Regions from separate parts of the Homo sapiens genome. Here all the other regions are linked to region 4. Evidence: chromatin loops called from intact Hi-C (ENCODE). Cell type or tissue: PC-9. All regions are shown on one strand. Each heading gives the region's core, and the rest is flanking DNA. Links, peaks and the distances in the headings are about the cores only. Region 1 overlaps FGD6 (FYVE, RhoGEF and PH domain containing 6). Region 2 overlaps USP44 (ubiquitin specific peptidase 44). Region 3 has its middle 8.4 kb from the start of MIR3685. Region 4 overlaps FGD6 (FYVE, RhoGEF and PH domain containing 6).

The links. A loop is a pair of places that touch in the nucleus more often than their neighbours do. Peaks named below come from ENCODE experiments on the same cell type or tissue, not always from the same donor. Only the 100,000 strongest peaks of a DNase experiment are listed, where the experiment ranks them.
Region 1: it touches region 4 in a loop (3-fold over the local background); 78 of 110 quality-filtered maps call a loop at or near these places.
Region 2: it touches region 4 in a loop (14-fold over the local background); 98 of 110 quality-filtered maps call a loop at or near these places.
Region 3: a loop joins it to region 4, with 4 times the contacts of the local background. A loop is called at or near these places in 5 of 110 quality-filtered maps.

The regions. Positions count from the first base shown.
Region 1 is chr12:95,202,483-95,208,000 of GRCh38, reverse strand. The region is part of intron 2 of FGD6 (FYVE, RhoGEF and PH domain containing 6); the gene reads left to right. Among named protein-coding and RNA genes, the nearest start is that of FGD6, 12 kb to the left of the region's middle. In PC-9, for the core only: no CTCF peak of the experiment used is centred there; DNase peaks (open chromatin) are centred at 2,220, 3,400 and 3,760; H3K4me3 peaks cover 3,185 bases; H3K27ac peaks cover 5,000 bases.
Region 2 is chr12:95,531,795-95,537,420 of GRCh38, reverse strand. USP44 (ubiquitin specific peptidase 44) reads left to right here. Exons shown (of 6, transcript NM_032147.5): 2 at 3,095-4,592. The coding sequence starts at 3,165. Among named protein-coding and RNA genes, the nearest start is that of USP44, 17 kb to the left of the region's middle. In PC-9, for the core only: a CTCF peak has its summit at 2,831 (motif pointing right); a DNase peak (open chromatin) is centred at 2,840.
Region 3 is chr12:95,315,549-95,321,174 of GRCh38, reverse strand. No RefSeq gene overlaps it. Among named protein-coding and RNA genes, the nearest start is that of MIR3685, 8.4 kb to the right of the region's middle. In PC-9, for the core only: no CTCF peak of the experiment used is centred there; DNase peaks (open chromatin) are centred at 1,064 and 2,864; H3K27ac peaks cover 2,162 bases.
Region 4 is chr12:95,113,880-95,119,505 of GRCh38, reverse strand. All of the region lies in intron 8 of FGD6 (FYVE, RhoGEF and PH domain containing 6), which reads left to right. Among named protein-coding and RNA genes, the nearest start is that of NR2C1, 43 kb to the right of the region's middle. RefSeq lists an enhancer at 4,033-4,766. In PC-9, for the core only: CTCF peaks have their summits at 2,022 and 2,229 (motif pointing left); a DNase peak (open chromatin) is centred at 2,515; H3K4me3 peaks cover 1,709 bases; H3K27ac peaks cover 4,630 bases.

The DNA of each region.
Region 1 (5,518 bases), core at 365-5,364, 88 kb before region 4:
GGGATTACAGGCATGAGTCACTACACTGGGCCTATTTCTCACTTTTGTGTGTGCACTTCCTACCTGTGGAATACCTACTCCATCTCTCTTATTAAAATCGTGCCCATCCTCAATAATCCACCCCCTCAGTCTTTGGCTTCATTAAGCTTCTACAATTACCTAGTCAGAAGTGTTTACTTCCTATTCTGACCACCCAGTTATGCTGTGATATCCTTTCATCTCAGGCTGTCTTAATGTATAACTATTTATTGGCATGTCTGATGTTCTGTATTTGGTTTTAAGCTCCATGAAGAGTTCTAGTCATCTCTTTGCCCTGGATAAAGCCAAGCAAGAGGCCTAGTAGAATCAGTAGATGTTGATTGGGTCTAAGAGAGAATGAATGAAAATAGGCCAAGAGAGCAACCACTGCAGCGGCTTCCTTCTCTCCATAGTCGCATAGGTAGCTTTTCCATTGTATTTCTAATGTTTGTTTGTGTTTAACAAAAAAGCACATGGACCCTTTTGGAAATCTTTAGATTGTTCTTAGTCCACTAACTTCAGGTCTTTGAAATTCAAGTCTTGAAATGTGACTTTTCTAGAAAATACTTGGCACATAGTGGGGTGTATTAGTCCGTTCTCACGCTACTAATAAAAACATACTCAAGACTGGGTAATTTATAAAGGAAAGATGTTTAATTGACTCACAGTTCAGCATGGCTGGGGAGGCCTCAGGAAACTTACAATCATGGCGGAAGAGGAAGCAAACACATCCTTCTTTACATGGGGGCAGCAAGGAGAAGTGCAGACCGAAAGATTGAAAAGCCCATTATAGAACCATCAGATCTTGTGAGAACCCACTCACTATCTCTAGAACAGCAGCTTGGGGGAAAACCGCCCCCGTGATTAAATTACCTCCCACCGGGTCCCTCCCACGACATGTAGGGATTATGGGGACTACAATTCAAGGTGAAATTTGGGTGGGGGCACAGCCAAAGCATATCTTGGGGGCTCCAAAAAAAAAAAAAAGCATTGTTGGGTGAATTGAATAAATAAAATTGTCGAGCAAGTCAGCGTACCAAGTAAAGTAAATTATTTTAAGTTCCTTTAACTGTCAGGTATTCTCATAGCATTTCTCTTTACTCGTAGTCAGTCTTTCCTGCCCTTCCTCCTTTTGCCTAAAAATGGCTACTTTCCTCCCTTGTCTAATTTTTCTCACAGCCAGCTGCATTCTGTTTTCATATTTCTGCTTCCTGAATATTAGTACCTAGGCAAAAAGCTCCTTCCTTGGCATAAGTACTTCTTTTTCTTTTTTTTTTTTTTTTTCTTTGGAGACAGGGTCCCCTCTCTGTCTCCCAGGGTGGAGTACAGTTGTATAGTCAAGGCTTACCGCAGCCTGTAACTCCTGGGCTCAAGTGATCCCCACCCACCTTCAGCCTCCCAAGTAGCTGGGACCACAGGGGCATACCACCACACCCAGCTGATTTTTATTTTTTATTTTTTGTAGAGATAGGGTCTCCCTGTATTGCCTAGGCTGGTCTCAAATTCCTGTGCTCAAGTGATCCTCCCATCTCAGCCTCCCAAAGTGCTGGGATTACAGGCATGAGCCACCACTACCGGTTCTTGGCATAAATATTTCAAATTGTCTGTTTTCAGGATTGCTCTTCTCTGCAGAACCATTTTATTGGTACTATCCTTTTTTTTTTTAAACATGCTTTTGCATATTTTTTTGTGTGTAATAAGTTTGGTTGGCTTCTTCACAATGTACTACTATCCTTGCCTAAGATAAATTTTTTTTTTAATCACTTTATTTGTGAATGAGTACAATTTTTTCTTGAAATTGGAGGTTTGGCCATTGGGGTGTGTTTTCTGTTGGCCATCAGGCTTAAACCCTAAGGGCTTACCATTATCTCTGCCAATCCTGGAGCTTGTTTTTTATCTGTTATGCTGCTTAGTTTGTTAGGGCCTGCTACTCGACTGGGTGGAAGCTGGTGAGAAGGGGTTAATGGACGCAGCCAGCCAGTGGCATAAGGAGAGTTCTTTCTGGAGGCCACAGGAAACCAGGGCGGCTTTGGACAGGTTATAGGCTGTCAAGTAGGGCAGCCTGGTAAAAGCTGGGTGAGCTTTGCTTTTGAATTTCGCTTTCCAAGGAGACTTTTGTTTAGGCCTGCAGCAGGGAGCCTGCAACAGGCTTGAGACTACTAAAATGTGCCAGAGGAATCAAAAGCCCTGAGTCATAGGGTCAGAATCACAGTATTGCCTGGGAGGTTGTTCCTCTTGTAAACAACATTGAATAGAGGAGAAAAGAAATTCAAGTCTTCCTGAGGAGGACACCTTGACACCCTGAGATCAAATAAATGAACAGTGAGGCATACATTTCAGGTGAGCTCAAAGGGTCCTGTTTGGTAATCTCGCTGTTGAAAATACAGACCTGTGCCTTAGAATACTTAATTCAAAATCCAGTACACTGACTGGGGTTCTAAAATGATAAGAAAAAGTGAAAATGAACTCTGTTTAAGATTTTTCTGCTGGGGTCATCACAAGGGTGTCTTAGTTTCTCAACCTTCAGGGAAGAAAGTCTGGGTCAGGGCTCTAATTCACTGAATCATGTATTTTACAGAGTCTACACATGTGACCAACCAAATTCTGGTTAGTAAACAGACTTTTGACAAGCTTGGGTGTAGCCCATATGGTCTTATTCTTTAGAATATAGATGTTTCATAAATCCATTGCTTACCATTTACTTTTTTTTTTTTTGAGACAGAGTCATGCTGTGTTGCCCAGGCTGGAGTACAGTGGCACCATCACTGCTCACTGTAGCCTTGACCTCCTGGGGTTAAGTGATCCTCCCATCTCAGCCTCCCAGGTAGCTGGTACCACAGGCATGTGCCACCACACCCATCTAATTTTTGTATTTTTTGTAGAGATGGGGTTTCACCTTGTTGCCCAGGCTAGTCTCGAACTCCTGGTCTCAAGACATCCTCCTGCCTTAGCCTCCCAAAGTGCTGGAATTATAGGCGTCAGCCACCATGCCTAGCCTACATTTACAAATTTATAACAACATGTTTACAATTTATCAGAAAGTAGTTGTAGGCAGTCCCCAATTCCTAAAAGGATTGTGTTCTAAAAGTTCATGGTAATTTGGAACTCAGAGTGTATTTCCCAAAGAAACAGCTTTGAAATGGTGGTGAAGTCCTCAGTTTAGTCCGCAGGTTATATTAACCATTACTGCCCTGTCTTCCCCTCCACTCCTCTCCCTACCCCAGCCCAAGGGAGGTGAATTATCTCTGACTGTGTATGTGTGTGTGTGTGTGCGCGTGCATGCACGTGTGTCCCTGTGATGCAAGCTGGGGCTGAGGCGGTAGCCAGGGTGGGGTTAAGCACCTGGGATCTCAGAGGAGCAAATCTACAAGGCCTGGGGCCCCAGGGTTTGTGGGAAGGATGAGATGACTAAGGAAGAATGAGGAAACTGGGGGCTGGGTGAGCTGTGTGGAAGACTGAAAGTCGTCAGGAGTGATAAGGGGGAAGGGTAGGGTAGTGGCTGGGAATTAGTAGGCAGTGAGTTTCTCTACCTCCTTTTCTTCTTATTCCAATCCCTTCTCTCTTTCCCTCCCCGTTCTCCTTTGCTAACTGCATCATTCGGCTAATTGAGTTTCTGATGCCTGGCAGAGTGAGTAGAAGAAACCAGAGGAGGAGACTGGATGAGGGTGTAAGGAGTGGCACTGAGAAACCCCAGAGGAGAAAGGACGAACAGCCAAACCTGAAGATGAAGGAGACTGGAAGGGAAGTTCCCATGGCTGGAGAAACCATAGCTTTAGGTGTTCCAGATAGGTCATCATTTAGTCACCGCTCCGGGTTCTCAGAGGCAGTTTTGTTGGTAGTGCAACTGTGAGCCACTCTGGATTATTCTGACATTTTGGGAGTATAGTTATGAGACCTCTTCCTTGAAATGTTTCAGATATAATAAACATAAAATAGCCAGCAGGCAAAGGATCTTTCTATCTTATTGATATTCAGGTGATGGGTACCCATTTACTACTATTTTTATTTAAGAAGTTTGATGTTCAGAGAGAAGTTCCTAAAATTTGAGCCTTTGAGCCTTTGTCTGTAACCCTTATTCAAGGGCTATAGACAAATCAGCAAAATAATAGTGTCCAAATGTTGGAATTTCCTTTTTGAAATTGAGGCAGATTTCTTGATTCTATAAAGAAAACTGTCCCTGGAAACATTCCAAGTTTTTCCTGTGTTGTTTCAATTTGTTCTTATTATAAATATTTCAAAGAAAAAGTATGATAATTGGGTTTTCCTAGGCAACTTAGCAAACCCTCGATTTATTTATTTCACAGATACTGACCATATGTCAAGCATTGTACTTTCAAAGGTGAAAAGTGATGCCTACTCCCAAGGAACTTCTGCCCATTGAGGTGACAGAAATTTATAATACATGGTTTTACTAATTAGTTGTCTTTTTCTTAGTTGTACCCTGAATAGGGTATTAAAGAAAACATCACCTACATGGCAACACTTGAACCAAGTCTTTTTTAAATGGGCGTGATTAGATCTGGTGTTTAGGAGGTTGTTTTTTAATGTTGGTGAGAGCAGTTTTAGTGGTACTGTTGGAGAAGGAGCCAGATTGCAAACTGGGACTGAGAAGAGAGGAAGTGGAATCAGAAATGTGGATTGTTGTCCCTTGAAACTTTGCCCAGAAGTGCCTGTCATTTGACAGGTTTGGATTTATCTTTTGGTCTTCAAGCACCAGAATTCAACATAAATTGAACTTCAAAATTATTTCTTTTAAATGAATCAGTATACCCTCATCTCTGATGAAAGAAAGTACTAAGTTTTTGTTTCTCCCCATTTTAAATTTGAGACTGGTCTTGAAGAGCTGCTGAATGACACTGCAAGTCCTATTATGGGATTTTCATTGTAAATCAGGAAACCTAGTCTAGAAGACCTCTCTCTTTGGTTACATTTACCACCTCATGGTATTGTTGGATTTCAATGTAAGGATTAGAGTATACATTAACAGCCTATGAACATTTCCATGTTGTCGTAGCACAGTTAAGATTATGCACAGTTAGAAGGTGGGGGTTGGGACTGATATTCAACAGCAGCCCTTTCCTGTAAGTTATTTTCAGAGACAGCTCAGGAAATGTAAAAAATCTGTATGCCTCTTTAACTTTGTGTTTCTCGTGTTAGAATTGTAGCCACACAGTTCTGGCAAATCTGTTTGTTTGCATACTTACCCTGCATTTGAAATTGCAGCAGAAGCATTGGGTTTTCTTTCTTGGCAATAAAGCTGTTCTTTTTTCCTTTTAATAAGGAATTAGGGGCCAGGCATGGTGGCTCATACCTGTAATCTCAGCACTTTGGGAGGCCGAGGCAGGAGGATTGCTCGAGCCCAGGAGTTCGAGACCAGCCTGGGCAACATGGTGAGACCCTATCTCTATGAAAAAAAGGAGAAACAAATTTTTTTTAAAGGAATTAGGAATAAGTATTATGAAGAGTATCAATTAAATATTAGGAATTAAATTGCAGTATT
Region 2 (5,626 bases), core at 290-5,289, 420 kb before region 4:
CTTGAACCCAGGAGGTGGAGGTTGCAGTGAGCTAAGATAGCACCCCTGCACTCCAGCCTGGGCGACAGAGTGAGACTCTGTCTCAAAAAATAAAATAATATAAAAATTATTTTCTATGGTTTGCCAGAAACATGTTTAACTAAATTTTCTCTGTATTCATTTTATCATTTTGAATAAAAGGTAATACAGAGCCCTAGATCCTTCCCTTAACCTCCAAATTGAGTAAATTCTCTCAACTAATGTTTGTTAAGCACTAATTCTACCTCTGCCCCCTTCTTCAAAACTGCTATACTCCTGCAGCTTTAATTTCCTTATAATTTCTGGACTGCTAGTCTCTCTTAATCACTCGTCCCTTCTCCAGAGCTCTTTGTAATTCAGATCCCTCTGTAACCCACAGATCTGATCATATCATTCTCCTCTACAGATTTCTTCAGTGGCTCTGTGTTGCTCATAGGCCCTAGAAGCAAGCTTGGGGATGATTAGGGCAAGTAATTCTCTGAGTCCCAGGTACCAGCGAGTGGCCTTAGAAGGGGAGTTGCTGGTGTGTGCAGACTTCAGGTGGCCACATGCCCTTGGCCTTGCTGACTACACATTAATAGAGGAGGGTCACAGCAAGGATCCCCTAAAGTGGTTGTTTAGGTCTAGATGCAGACCATGCTACTGTGTGTTGAGAGTAGACTGTTGGTGGCAGTAAGGACAGAAGTGGAGAGACCATCTGGGAGCCTTACTGCAGTAATCCCGGTAAGACTTGATTGTAGCTTGGATCAGGCTGGTGGCAGTAGAGGCACTAAGTAAGTCAGATTCTCAGTATATTTTGGAGGTAGAGTCAATCATTTTTCCTGAAGGATTGATTTAGAGAGAGAGAGTCAAGGATGACTCTAAGGTTTCTTGCCTCAGTACAGAAAGATATGGGATAGTGGAATATATAAATCACTGATGTCTCAATTCTGCCATTAGCAACTATTGTCAAATCCTAGGTGTTCTAATAAAGTACCATATTTGACCAGATTTTAAACCTCTGGAAATTTTTAGAGAGAGGAGTAAATTTAAAATGTGCACTTAAAACGTGTGAAATGGGGGCTGGGCACGGTGGCTCACGCTTGTAATCCTAGCACTTTGGGAGGGTTAGGCGGGTAGATCACTTGAGGCCAGGAGTTCAAGACCAGCCTGGGCAACATGGTGAAACTATGTCTGTACCAAAAATACAAAAATTAGCCAGGCGTAATGGCACATGCCTGTGGTCTCAGCTACTGGGGATGCTGAGGTGCGAGAATCGCTGGAACCTGGGAGGTGGAGGTTGCAGTGAGCTGAGACTGCACCACTGCAGTCCAGCTTAGGTGACAGAACAAGACCCTATCTCAAAAAAAAAAAAAAAAAAAAAGGAAAAAAAAGGAAAGAAAGAAACATGTGAACATGTGAGATTTGGGACTGGTCAGTACCTGATACCTAAAAATTAAGGAACGAATATGAGATTTTACAAAAAGAGGTGGGAAGGAACCAAAAATCAACTGCTTTTGCAGTTTTCTTAAGGCCTGGAGGTGGCACTTGCAGGTACCGTTGAAATTCACAGTTTCAACTGCCCTAAAAATTTAATGCCTTGGTCATGATACATAGGGTGTTTTTAGTGTTCCGTAACTAGGTCTCCACCCAAACCCTGAAATTTGTCTTTGATTTGTATTAAATCAATGAAAAAAGTGTTTGTGATCACGGCTTTTTAAATAAGATTTCTGTTCATTACATGTAAATAACTTACAGCAGAAGTGTTCCTGACTTTAACTGATAAAGGAACAAGTTCTGTGTCAAAAATCACATAAGCTTTTTTAAAAAAATAAGCTTATAATTTCAGATAGGTTTAGGCCTGCTAGAATGTAATAAAAGCTTATTGCCACCCACTTCATATTCTTCCTTTTTTTCTCTTTATTTCCTTGTATGTTTCTGAGAATATTCAAATACAAAAGCACATTCTCCTCTTCTGTCTTTCTCTTTCCCTAAAGCCAACTGTCAAGTCTGTTCGGCCTCAGAGTATGTTATAGAGCCATGAATTAAAGGTAATTATTGATTTACCAAATGGAAAAAAATAAGTTTAATGGTAATATGATTTATTTAAATAGGGTAATAAGATTCGTTCACTATAGATACAATTAAAACTACCATTTACCATGTGTCAGATAAATATTATCTCTCAGTTCTTCAACAACTCAATTGAAGTTGGTATGATTTTCCCTCTTTTACAGATGGTTTAGAGAAGTTAAAACATTTGCTCAAAATCATACATTTAACAGTGTGTGGCAAAGGTACAATTCAAACCTATGTTTTTCTGCCTTAAAACTCACCTTTTCATCTTTGATTATGTTTTATTAACTCCACATAAGGCTCATAATGTTTATAAATATTAGTGAGATATATTTGGGTCTTGCCAACCCCTGTCATTAAGAAAAGGGGCCAGGCACAGTGGTTCACGCCTGTAATCCCAGCACTTTGGGAGGCCAAGGCGGGTAGATGACCCGAGCTCAGGAGTTCAAGACCAGCCTGGGCAACATGACGAAACCTTGTCTCTAGTAAAAATACGAAAAACAGATTAGCTGAATGTGGTGGTGCACTCCTATAATCCCAGCTACCCGGGAGGCTGAGGCACAGCAATCACGTGAGCCCAGGAGGCAGGGGTTGCAGTGAGCTGAGATCGCACCACTGCACTCCAGCCTGGGCCACAGAGCAAGACTCTGTCTCAAAAAAAAAAAAAAAAGGGAATGCAGTTTTGGAAACTGCCCTCAGACTACTGGGTAAAAAAGGATAGATCTTAAGCTATTTCAGTGGAAAGTGATTACTACCCATTTTTCACCACTAGATGGTGGCAGAAAGTTAAAAACAAAAGCTAAAGGCGCCTCATTAGAGAAAGTGAAGTGTCTGTGCTTTCAGAGCAAGGTGGATGTGAGGTTAGGGAAGTTTAGAGAAAGGGAAATGGGAGAACTGCCAATGGTATTATGATAAGCAGCCTAGAAATTGGGAGCAGAGGACACAAATCTTTATTATTCTTGGGAAAAAATATGAAAAATATTAGCATCTTGTTATTAACACTTGACATTGTTCTGTTTAGTTTTCAGATGCTTCAAGTGTTGTGAACAGAGACTTGTTTGGATTATGCATTTCTCAGCTAGACTAAATAAATGCTAGCAATGGATACGTGCAAACATGTTGGGCAGCTGCAGCTTGCTCAAGACCATTCCAGCCTCAACCCTCAGAAATGGCACTGTGTGGACTGCAACACGACCGAGTCCATTTGGGCTTGCCTTAGCTGCTCCCATGTTGCCTGTGGAAGATATATTGAAGAGCATGCACTCAAGCACTTTCAAGAAAGCAGTCATCCTGTTGCATTGGAGGTGAATGAGATGTACGTTTTTTGTTACCTTTGTGATGATTATGTTCTGAATGATAACACAACTGGAGACCTGAAGTTACTACGACGTACATTAAGTGCCATCAAAAGTCAAAATTATCACTGCACAACTCGTAGTGGGAGGTTTTTACGGTCCATGGGTACAGGTGATGATTCTTATTTCTTACATGACGGTGCCCAATCTCTGCTTCAAAGTGAAGATCAACTGTATACTGCTCTTTGGCACAGGAGAAGGATACTAATGGGTAAAATCTTTCGAACATGGTTTGAACAATCACCCATTGGAAGAAAAAAGCAAGAAGAACCATTTCAGGAAAAAATAGTAGTAAAAAGAGAAGTAAAGAAAAGACGGCAGGAATTGGAGTATCAAGTTAAAGCAGAATTGGAAAGTATGCCTCCAAGAAAGAGTTTACGTTTACAAGGGCTCGCTCAGTCGACCATAATAGAAATAGTTTCTGTTCAGGTGCCAGCACAAACGCCAGCATCACCAGCAAAAGATAAAGTACTCTCTACCTCAGAAAATGAAATATCTCAAAAAGTCAGTGACTCCTCAGTTAAACGAAGGCCAATAGTAACTCCTGGTGTAACAGGATTGAGAAATTTGGGAAATACTTGCTATATGAATTCTGTTCTTCAGGTGTTGAGTCATTTACTTATTTTTCGACAATGTTTTTTAAAGCTTGATCTGAACCAATGGCTGGCTATGACTGCTAGCGAGAAGACAAGATCTTGTAAGCATCCACCAGTCACAGATACAGTAGTATATCAAATGAATGAATGTCAGGAAAAAGATACAGGTTTTGTTTGCTCCAGACAATCAAGTCTGTCATCAGGACTAAGTGGTGGAGCATCAAAAGGTAGAAAGATGGAACTTATTCAGCCAAAGGAGCCAACTTCACAGTACATTTCTCTTTGTCATGAATTGCATACTTTGTTCCAAGTCATGTGGTCTGGAAAGTGGGCGTTGGTCTCACCATTTGCTATGCTACACTCAGTGTGGAGACTCATTCCTGCCTTTCGTGGTTACGCCCAACAAGACGCTCAGGAATTTCTTTGTGAACTTTTAGATAAAATACAACGTGAATTAGAGACAACTGGTACCAGTTTACCAGCTCTTATCCCCACTTCTCAAAGGAAACTCATCAAACAAGTTCTGAATGTTGTAAATAACATTTTTCATGGACAACTTCTTAGTCAGGTATGGATTTTTAAGAATCTTATTTTCATCATTGGGAGTTCATAAAGTGTAGCCTATAAAAAGGCATATTCTATGTACATCTAGTGTGTTGAGCTAGTACCATTTTCAGGTCAAAATAGATTGTTTTTATAAATATGTATAGAGAAATCAGCTCACTCAATTCCTTCTTTCATGAATCATTGGAAGTAGTTTTACATCTATGGTAGCAAAAGCTTTTGGAGGGAGGGAGAAATCAGGAGACGGAGCTCTCTAGGTTACCAATATTACATTCATTATCTGAGGGATTGAGAAGAGGAGGGTTTAATCCCAGAGGGAACGGATTTAAAGATGCTGCTATTCTCGGGATGAAAATGGTGCACATGGCCGGGCGTGGGGGCTCACACCTATAATCCCAGCACTTTGGGAAGCCAAGGCGGGTAGATCAGCTGAAGTCAGGAGTTCAAGACCAGCCTGACCAACATGGTGTAACCCCATCTCTACTAAAAATACAAAAGCTAGCTGAGTGTGGTGGCAGACGCCTGTAATCTCAGCTACTTGGGAGGCTGAGTCAGGAGAATCGCTTGAACCCAGGAGGTGGAGGTTGCAATGAGCTGAAATCACACCACTGCACTCCAGCCTGGGTGACAGAGCGAGACTCCGTCTCAAAAAAAAAAAAAAAAAACCCAAAGAAAGAAAGAAAATGGTGCACACTTGAGCAATTTCAGGGACCAAGGAGTAGCCCTGGAGGACTTCCTATAAAATCAAAGGGTCATGGTCTGAGAGCTTTAACAAGTAGGTAGGGAAATTTTAAGGTAAACAAATGTGATTTCATCTAGAATAATCTTATATGATTTTCCTTTATTTTAATTACTACTCAAAAGTTTCCTTTGTCATGATAAGGTGGACTATAAAACCAGAATCTTCGAAGTAAAGGTTCTCTATACTGAGTGGACTTATTGGTGAACTGTTAATAGACATAAGGTTCTCTACTTTCCCATAACACACAAATTTAAACAAAATTTTTTTTATAACTGAGGCTATTAGGCTTTTAGGTC
Region 3 (5,626 bases), core at 440-5,439, 200 kb before region 4:
GAGAGAGTGGCTAGAAAAATCAAGGAAATGTGGCCAGGCGCGTTGGCTCACATCTGTAATCCCAGCACTTTGGGAGGCAGAGGCAGGCAGATCATGAAGTCAGGAGATCAAGACCATTCTGGCTAACATGGTGAAACCCTGCCTCTACTAAAAAATCAGCAGGGCATGGTGGCATGCGCCTGTAGTCCCAGCTACTCAGGAGGCTGAGGCAGGAGAATCGCTTGAATGCAGGGGGCGGAGGTTGCAGTGAACCAAGATCGTGCCACTGCACTCCAGCCTGGGCAACAGAGACTCTGTCTCAAAGAAAAATCAAGTAATTGAAGCTTAGGACAGGGAGAATTCACACAAACAGAATATGCTTGAAAGCTAAACAGCAGTTTCACTTTTAACACCTTACCCAGTGAGAGCCGTACAAGATGGGCCACAGAAACATAAATACTTATAGCTATTTTTATGGGCCCCTAGTTCTCCTCTAAAAAACAAAATAAATACTGCATGGAGTTTAAGAAAAGAATTAATCTGTTCAGGCGTGGTGGCTCACGCCTGTAATCCCAGCACTTTGGGAGGCCAAGGCGGGCGGATCATGAGGTCAGGAGATGGAGACCATCCTGGCCAACAAGGTGAAACCCCATCTACACTAAAAATACAAAAATTAGCTGGGCGTGGTGTTGCATGCCTGTAATCCCAGCTACTCGGGAGGCTGAGGCAGGAGAATTTCTTGAACCCGGGAAGCAGAGGTTACAGTGAGCCAAGATCATGCCACTGCACTCCAGCCTGGCAACAGAGCAAGACTCTGTCTCAAAAAACAGAGTTTGTAAACAAAACAAAACAAAACAAAACAAAACAAAACAAAAAGAATTAATCTGAAGAAAACCAACTAATAATTAGACAATTACAAATAATTGAATTTTTCATTCTGTTTTCTTTCCAAGTCTAGTACCTCCTTCAGTGTGGCTTTGAACTCTTCAAAGTTCACTCTAAGTATGTGAGTCTGGTACCATGGAGACCAGTACAAATATCTAGAAGCAGGTGGTTTGGGCATGTCTGGTTTGAATCTGAGGAATTAGAATGCAGGTTCTCCTTGGCAAGGAGGCCTATCTTATAAAGCTGCATTGAGAGGTTTTTCTGTGACTGTATGGCAAGTCAACAGGGATGTGGTTATCAAAACAAGTTTAAGAACTTAGGGGTCAGTTATTGGTAAGAAACAGAGATTTCATCATGCTGAGCTTTGGGGAATGGTCACAGTGTTAAAGGGGGGCTGGATGGTCACAGAGAGAAGGGAAATGGAAGTCCTCTCTTAATGTGGATATACTTAGTAACTTCCCTCACCAAATCCCACCAGCCAAACATGGTATGTGAGCAGCCAGTCACCCTGTAGTCCCATTTCCAGTTTCTGCTTTTAGAGGCATGTTTGAACAGAGGCTTACATGTCTTCTACTTGGAGCCTTAAGAAAAAGCTTTTCGTAGACTGAGAGAAAAACCAGTACCTACCAAGGAAGTATGAAAATCTGATTGACATTGATGTCGTGATAGTTTTTTTTTTTTTTTTGAGACAGAGTCTAGCTCTGTCACCCAGGCTGGAGTGCAGCAGCATGATCTTGGGTTACTGCAACTGCTGCCTCCCAGGTTCAAGCGATTCTCCTGCTTCAGGCTCCCGAGTAGCTGGGATTGCAGGCATGCACCACCACGCCCAGCTAATTTTTATATTTTAGTACAGACGGGGTTTCACCATGTTGGCCAGGTTGGTCTTGAACTCCTGACCTCAGGCGATCTGCCCACATCTGCCTCCCAAAGTGCTGGGATTACAGGCATGAGCCACTGGGGGTGGCCATGATAGTTATTTTAAGATCAGGAATTCCCAGTGCACAGCTGTTCCTTATCCTTTATGTGACAGCTGTAATGGCTCTGTGCTTTAAAAGTTAACCTAGTTTAGTAGCCATTTTTAATTTTTAAAAATTTTTGTATATTTAGGGTGCACAAGTGCATATTTCTTGCATACCTATATTGCATAGTGGTGTAGTCTGGGCTTCCAGAAACCCCCAAGAATACTAAAATCTGAGGATGCTCAAGTCTCTGATATAAAATGGCATAGTATTTGCATATGCCTACACACATTCTCCCATATACTTTAAATAATCTCTAGATTACTTATAATACCTAACACAATGTAAATGTCATGTAAATAGTTGTATTGCATTTTTATTTGTATTATTACTTATTATTGATTGTTCTTTTTTTTCCAAATATTTTCCATCTGCAGTTTGTTGAATCCATGAATGTGGAACCTTAGATACTAAGGGCTGATAGTATTTTGAGGGAATGGGCGTCACACTCACATATGGAGCTCAATCTTTACGACTTTGACTAGTGATGATGGTGGTAAATGTAGTGAGGATGGTGTGTGTGTGTGTGTGTGTGTGTGTGTGCGTGTGTGTGTAGAAATGGGGGGTTAAATGGGTCCATTAGCAATGTTGAGCCCCTGGTCTATTTTTTAAAATAGGATATCACACAGGTAGATAGGGTGGGGAGTTGTCTCCTGTTTGTTTTTATATAAATGAGACTTTTAGGATTCTCAGGGGGGAGTGTTTTCGAGGTCTCTACTCTCTCTACTTAAAGACATGCACCTTTTCCAGTCCCTACTTAACTGAAAGAGTTGCTCTCTGGAAGCTTCTTGGGAAGTTTCATTGAGTTTCACTGAGGTTGAGTGGTGAGTACTTCAGAGCATTATAGAATCTGTTTGCTTTCATTTAGTCATTAGGTCAATATTTAGTCGCCACAGGCTAATATATTTTGTTTGAGAGAACAAATCAGGGAGTGTTTGCTTGGTTTGAGTTGTTTGGAAAAGTCTTTTAATTCCATTCAATTCAATTCCTGGAACAATGGTGTAACTGGTAGGGTTTAAACATTTAACCTCTCACTGCAGTCAACTAGATAAAGTAGGCCAGACTGGATCCCCCAACCAGATAAAAAGAAAACCTTTTCAGTTTACACAGTGCTTTTGCAATAGGATTCTCACATTAACCTGATGAGTAATAAGGAATTTAAACATTGAGGATGGCGGCATGGGGGAGTGATTCCAAAGAAATGAGCTGAATAGTTTTAATATGTAAGGGAACAACACAGAGAAATAAATTGCCCACTTGATTAACTTCTTGTTTTTTTGAGATGGAGTCTCACTCTGTCACCCAGGCTGGAGTGCAGTGGTGCAATCTCGGCTCACTGCAACCTCTGCCTACTGGGTTCAAGAGATTCTCCTGCCTCAGCTTCCTGAGTAGCTGGGATTACAGGCGCCCGCCACCATGGCTGGCTGACTTTTGTATTTTTAGTAGAGACAGGGTTTCACCATGTTGGCCAGGCTAGTCTCGAACTCCTGGCCTCAAGTGATCTGCCCGCCTCAGCCTCCTAAAGTGCTGGGATTACAGGTCTCAGCTACCATGCCCGGCCTTGATTAACTTCTTTTAGGGGTCCTGTGATTAAACTAAATGTGAACAGGGGAATTGTTATGTTGCCTGAAGTGGTAATTAGGATTCCCATGCATGTATGTGAGCATGTCTGTGAATGTATGTCTAGTACAAGGAAGGTCATTCCATAAATGCATGTTGAATTAAATATTCTATTTGTTACCATACATTATTAATAAACAAAATATTATAAAATCATAATAGCGCTTTTGGCTTTTCTAAACCATTCAGGTATTCTCTATAGAATTTCCTACTCTATTTTCAAAATCTATTCATTCCTAAGGTATCTTAGAATATGTAATAAATCAAAAACAAATATAGGCCAGGTGCGGTGGCTCATGTCTGTAATCCTGGCATTTTGGGAGACTGCGGTAGGCAAATCGCTTGAGCCCAGGAGTTTGAGACCAGCCTGGGCAATATGGCGAAACCCCATCTCTACAAAAAAATACAAAAATTAGCAGGGCCTGGTGGCACATGACTGTGGTCCCAGTTACTTGGGAGGCTGAGGTGGGAGGATCACCTGAGCCCAGGAAGGTTGAGGCTGCAGTGAACTGAGATTGTGCCACTGCACTCCAGGCTAAGTGACAGTGAGACTTTGTAAAAAAAAAAAAAAAAAAAGGAAAAGAAAGAGAAAATAAATGTAAACCTTAAAAAAAGAATAAACAGGAACCAGACAACAGGGTAAAAACCAGACTAAATAAACATGACTTACATCCTGCTCTGAAATGTGGCTTGCAAGGGCGAAAGTGATCAGGACCGGACATAGTTACTCTACCGAAGACATCTTTGCTTTGGTAGCTGTAGGAACCCAGCAAGAGCACCATGTTTTGTTTATTCACCAGTAGATGAAATCCTCAAACAGAACACTCATAACCCACTTAATGTGCGTTCTCATATCTGCAACCAAAGCAGAGGGAACAAAAAGCTCCATTGATACGTTCAATGATAATATATAAGCACTTGCTTCTTATGGCAACACTGAGGTTGGGTAAGTTGGTGAACATCGCAAGCTATGAGGAATACAGTGGCCCAGAAATTGGACCTGAAGAGAAAAGCACTACTAAAAATCAGGCAAGAACTTTCCATGAGAATAAAACTGCCGCCAATATTGTTGCCAGCATTTGATGTGTATTAATCTCATTTTATTATTGCAAACCTATAAGCCAAGTATCTGTAAAATGGGAATGTCCCACCTCACAGGTGCCTGTGGCTGGTGGGACCTGGTGTGCTGGAAGAACAACAGTGTTCATTCCAACAGTGTTGGAATAACAGAACAAGGCATGCAGTCAGAAAGGAGCCATGTACTGATCTTAATAATTAATGACTTACTATTATGCTTACTCTTCACTGTAACCTGTCAATGCCCTTGTGAAATAGGAATAATTGTTCTCAATAAGTGAGAGAACTGGAGCTATGGGAGGTGACCACAGAGATCAAGTGGTAAAAGACCAGACACTTTAACCCAGTTAAATCTAGTGTTCTCTCTGCTATGTCTCAGCAAAGTCCAACAGATTGTCTCATTTTGTAGCACCCTAAGAGCTGAAACAGCAGGAGATCTGGCTCTGGAGATCAGAAAGGGTCTAGCAACATTTCTTCATCCAGTATAATTTGGCGTCTGACCTGAACACCACTGTCTGACTTTTAGGTGTCATGTCTAAGTTTGCTTGTTTGCTTGTTTTTATCATCTTTGCAAGATTTGTGCTGTTGATCATGTGCTTCTTTAAACCCCTTCCTCCTCTGGCTTCTGTGTCACATGTCCTAATTTTATACTGCTGACCACTGGGTTTTATACTGTAAGTTTAGCCTGGATGATAGCTAACATTTATGGAGTTCTTCTTATGTGGGAGGCTCTGTCTCAATCCCTTTATCTGTATTAACATGTATTAATTTATTTAATCAACATAACAAGCCTATGAATCAGATAGCATTATTGTCCTGTTTGAAAAAGATAAGGAAACTCAGCAACAAAAGAAAAATAAATTGGACTTCCGCAAAATTAAAAACATTTGTGCATCAAAGAATACTGTCAAGATAGTGGAAACACAACCTACAGAATGGGAGAATTTGCAAAATCTGATAAGAGATTAATATCCAGAATATGTAAAGAACTATACAACTCAACAACAAGAAAAATAAACAACTGAATTCAAAAACAAGCAAAGGAC
Region 4 (5,626 bases), core at 210-5,209:
TAAATAGCCAAAACAAATTAAATGCACTAAAGAGCTAATAGAACACCTAAGTACTGTATGATATACCCCTAGGATGGTTTTTAAGTCAAATCAAGCATTTATAAAAACAAGGAAATAGTTTAGTAATTGTTTTTCTCAGAGATGTTCATAGTTTAAGTTTTCCTCATTATTTAATTTTTCAAATTTTTCATTTTTTATTTTATTCAACAAAATATGTTTCATGATATTTTGGAATGAGAATCGTTACAGTTTTCATTCTGGTTCAGCCTAGTTATTTTATGCATGAGGATATTAACACACAAAAATGCTATGGGGCATGGCCAAAGTCCCATGCCTCAACTAGATGTGGCTGGACCAGGCAGAGTAAGCATTTCTATCTTTATTATTATTATCATCATCATCATCTAAAGACTTAGAGATGGGTCTCACTATGTGCCCAGGCTGTATCCTCCCACCTCGGCCTCCCATAGTGCTGGGATTACAGGCATGAGCCATCGCACCTGGCCCAGGAATTTCTGTCTTCTAATTCCAGAGCAAGGGCTCTTGACCACTTCGCCAAGCTGCCTTGAAGTGTCAGTATGTTTTGTAAGTTGACACTTGATGCTTGTTTTTGGTATTTAAAATGATCAGTACTTTGTTTCACAAGTCAGGCTAATTTTAGGTTGTTTCTTGCAAAATCTGAAACTTCATAAAACTTTACAAAGTCATATTGACTAGACTTACTTTTCTCTGGATCCCATAATTCTGTATGTGTTGCTGATCCCACTACATATTTATGGAGGAAAGAAGAAATCTGAAAAATACAAAGCAAGACATGTCCTCAAATTCAAAACACTTGACTTTGGAATGTTATCCCTCCTATACACTCATTTCCTCTGTGCTTTGCTGCCAAACATTTCTCAGTGCACGGTCCAGGAATCTGACTGGGTGTTGAATGCAAAAAGTCCCAGATTCCCACAGATGACTAATTTTTATTAATGGTTAACAGGACTTCCGACTAGTTTCTGCTCTAAGTTGGTTATGTATTGATTAGGTAATCAATGAGTGGTGGTAAGGCTCCCTGGGAACCCTTATACAGAAAACTTAGATTTCCAACAAGATATAGTATATATTGGGTCCTCATCCTTTCTCTCTCTCTCTTTCTTTTTTTTTTTTTTGAGACAGAGTCTCGCTCTGTCATCCAGACTAGAGTGTAGAGGTACAATCTCGGTTCACTGCAAACTCCACCTCCTGAGTTAGCAATTCTCCTGCCTCAGTCTCCTGAGTAGCTGGGATTGCAGGTGCCCACTACCATGCCTGGTGAATTTTTATATTTTTAGTAGAGATGGGGTTTCACTATATTGGCCAGGCTAGTCTCAAACTCCTGACCTCAAGTGATCTGCACACCTCAGCCTCCCAAAGTACTGGGATTACAGGCATGAGCCATTATGCCTGGCCGTGGGAATTTGTTATTGTTGTTGTTCTTGAGACAGAGTCTTGCTCTGTCACCCAGGCTGTAGTGCAGTGGCACGATCTCAGCTCACTGCAACCTCTGCCTCCCAGGTTCAAGCGAGTCTCCTGCCTCAGCCTCCTGAGTAGCTGGGATTACAGGCATGCGCCCCCATGCCCAGCTAGTTTTGTATTCTTAGTAGAGACAGGGTTTCACCATGTTGGCCAGGCTGGTCTCGAACTCTTGACCTCATGATCCGCCCACCTCGGCCTCCCAAAGTGCTGGAATTACAGGCATGAGCCACTGCGCCCGGTGGCCTTGGGCATTTTATATGAGAACAAAATTAACTTGTACTGGCACCGTGGCTCACACCTATAATCCCAGCACTTTGGGAGGCCAGGGTGAGAGAATCACTTGAGTTCAGGAGTTCAAGACCAGCCTGGGCAACATAGTGAGACATCGTCTCTACAAAAAATCAAAAACTTAGCCCAACGTGGTAGTACAGGTCTGTTGTCCTAGCTACTTGGGAGGCTGAGGTGTGGGACAGCCACTTGAGCCTGGGAGATTGAAGCTACAATGAGCATTGGTCACACCACTGCACACTCCAGCCTAGGCAACAGAGCGAGACCCTCCAAAAAAAGAAAGAAAAAAAAAAGGCAGCTTGCATATCCCTAGAAGTTGCACATAGTATGTTGTGTTCCAGTTAATTTTTTGCTACTCATGTTGGGTGATGGTGATGGAGTTAATTAACTTTTATTAATCAGTGATGCCACCTGGTGGCCAGAGAGTACATTTTGTAGTGTACCTACATGCTGAACCAACATCTGCTTTTTTTTTCCTTTGATAAAAATAACCTCAGTGGCATTTGAGGCAGTTTTATTAGTGAAGTTTTGAATAATGCTCAATTTGTTTTGGCAGGAGCAGAAAGGTCATAGAATACTACCAGTCTAACATGGCAAACTGAAATGACTGCTCTCCTCGTTGTTATTAGGAAAGCTTCTGCCGAATACCAGGTCCTAAGTGATAGGTAATAGGTGGTTCACTATGACCAATATAGGCGTGTCTGTCTGGTCTCCTTTCCTGGGTTTCACCTGGGTTATAACAGTTACTGGGGCAGCTACTGGTTTCCTGTTCCTCCCATCTGACTCAGGGTGATCAGTCACATTCTTATGCTGCAGTTAAGGCCCCAGGTGATTCTTAACTGTTTAAGGAGATCCAGGCCCTGCTCTCTTTGCCAAGGTAAAAGTTCTCAAAAAGATATACTGCAAGAAGATGCCCTAAAAACATGAATGGATGGATGGATGGGTTGATGGATGGATGGATGGATGGATAAGTTGGAGAGTTGGATTTTGTAGACCATAAAGATATTTTTAAAAATTGGCAAGGAGGGTAAACCTAACTCCGTTACTTCCTTGATTAATAGCATGATGTTGCAACGTGTTAACGGTGGGTTTTCTGCTCAGTGTATTTCAACTGTGTTCATAAAAGTTCATGTTTGAGTACAAGCAAAGAAAATGCAACTTAGAAGTTTATGAGGCTCAGCACAGTGATTCTGAGGTCAGGATTTCCTAATATGGACATCTTCTGGGGAGCCCTTTTGGTTTAGAGAAATGTCTCTGTTTTCATGGATATACTTCTGTATTAAAAAACAGAAATTTAAGACAAACTAGGAAGTCGCCATGAGTCCAATATTTAGGTAAATCTGCATTCCTTCCCACAACAAGATATAGTAACTATCTAACAGCTTAAGGAAAATCACTTGATTAATGAGGTAGCTTAGGGTTTGAGAACATCTAATAGGGAGGGTAGGGTAAGTTTGTCTCCCCAACCCTGTCAACTGTCAGCCATAGAAATGTTAAATGTTTGCACTCACCAGACACGGATTATGTAATATATTGAATGCATTCTGAGTGGGGTCAGAGTGAGAATATTTATTTTCATCTCCAGATGGGGCTAAGTGTAACATATAACTTATGTATTTTGTTAATTTGGGAATTTTTTATTTTTTGTGTGTGCCCACTTCATTTTTCCTTTATATTTTGCGGGGGATGCTCTCTTCATTCAGATTAAGATCTAAATTGCTAGCGATGGTCTCTGGCAAGATAGAACCTATGCCATGGCGCAGGGAAGCTTAATATGTTTATACATAACATCTCACCATGGCTTATTGCCAGTGCTGGATATTTATAAGGTGCACGTCTAGACTCACACAGGCTCTTAGATCACTGTCTCAAAGACTTACGAAGTTTCAGCAATTGGGCGCGTGTTTGTGTCATCTGTTATGTTTGAAGATCTGGCACCAATACCCCTGTTTTCCTTTGTTCCTCTGAGCATGATGTCATAAATCCATGAGATGAAGTTGTATCTATTCCATAATAGTACTAACTAGCAGTTGGGTCTGATAAAGATATATTCAGTCACTGAACACACCTTTCCTCCTTTCATTTCCTCAGTTCCCACTGGCATTAGAATTGGTTTCAGCATTTATTGCCTTTTACCTCAACTAAAATACAATCCTATCTAAAAAATAATATATTCTTGGCCAGGTGCAGTGGCTCACTGCCTGTAATTCCAGCACTTTGGTAGGCTAAGGCAGGAGGATTGCTTGAGGCCAGGAGTTAAAGACCAGCCTGGGCAATAAAGCGAGACCCTGCCTCTGCAAAAAAAAAAAAAAAAGCAGACATGGAGGCACACACCAGTAGTCATAGCTATTTGGGAGGCAGAGGCAGGATGATTGGTTGAGTCCAGGAATTTGAGGCTGTAGTGAGCAATGATTGCAGCACTGTGCTCCAGCCTGGACGACAGGGTGAGACTCTGTCTTGAATGAGTAAGTGAACTGTTTTTATTCAGTAAGCATTTATTGTCCCCTTTGTGCAAAGCCCCTGACTAAGTGCTATGTGAGAGAAAGATGTGTCAGATGACTTGCTCACAAGGAGCTTTGAGTCTAATGAAAAAGAAAATGATAGAAGCATAAAGTGAGACTGCTGTGTCATGTGTTATTCAAAGGCAGAAAACGTTTCTTTCAAATGGAAATTTTGTAAGAGAAGGGGCATTTAAGAAGAGCCTTGAAGAGTGTGAGTAGAATTTGTATAAGCGAGACAGAGGAAGGGATGGAGAAAAAGGGACTATTAGAGACAAAAGGTGTGAAGCCAGGGGGACACATGGGGAGTGTTTAAGGGGTTGCACAGATCAAATTTAGTCAGAACAAAGGGCCCATTTTAGGCAGTAGCAAGAGAGAGAGAAAAATTGATAGGGACCATGTAGCAGGGGGCTTTAAATTCCAGAAAGGAATTTGTATTAATTTAACAGGTAATGGGAGGCCATCCAGCATTTCTCAACAGAGAAGGAAGTATTGCCTTGAAATTCCATGACTTACCTTGGTGTTAAAGATTTATTAAATATAGGTTCTTCTATTACCTCTTTTTCTGTATTACAAGAACTACTATATACCATATTACTTATTTACAGACTATCTTTATCCAAACCAAGGTTTCTCAACTTCAGACCTATTGATATTTGGGGTCAGATAATTTTTTTTTTTGTTGCAGGGCTGCATTATAAGATATTTAGCAGCACGTCTGACGTGTGTGTGTGTGTGTGTGTGTGTGTGTGTGTGTGTGTGTGTGTGTGTGTAGTAGAGATGGGGTTTCCCCATGTTGGCCATGCTGGTCTTGAACTCCTGACTTCAAGTGATCCACCCCCTTTGGCCTCCCAAAGTGCTAGGATTACAGGCATCAGCCACCGAGTCCAGTCTGCATCTCTGACTTCTAACCACTAGCCACCAGTAGCCCCCGCTTTTCCCCAGTTATGACAACCACAACTGTCTCCAGACATTGCCAGATGTACCCTAGGGGGCAAATTTGTCCCCATTTGAAAACCACCTGTTTAAATACATATATTGAGTTCCCTTGGTGTCCTGAGCATTGTTAGACTCTTAGATTAACAAATCCAGGAGACTTTTAGGGATTGGATTAATGCCTTAGAATTTTATACTAGACGTGTGTCTGATCTCAAGATTAAAGTACTTCCTATGTGTTGGGATAAAAGCTGAATTGGGCATTAGGAGACCTGAATTCTCATGCTGGCTCTGCCAACTAGAGGTTGTGTGAGTTGGGTGAGATCCTTTGCTCAGTAATCTGATTCCTCATCTCTAAAATAACCAATGTTTCCTCCAAGGCTTTTTCTAGCTCTGACTCT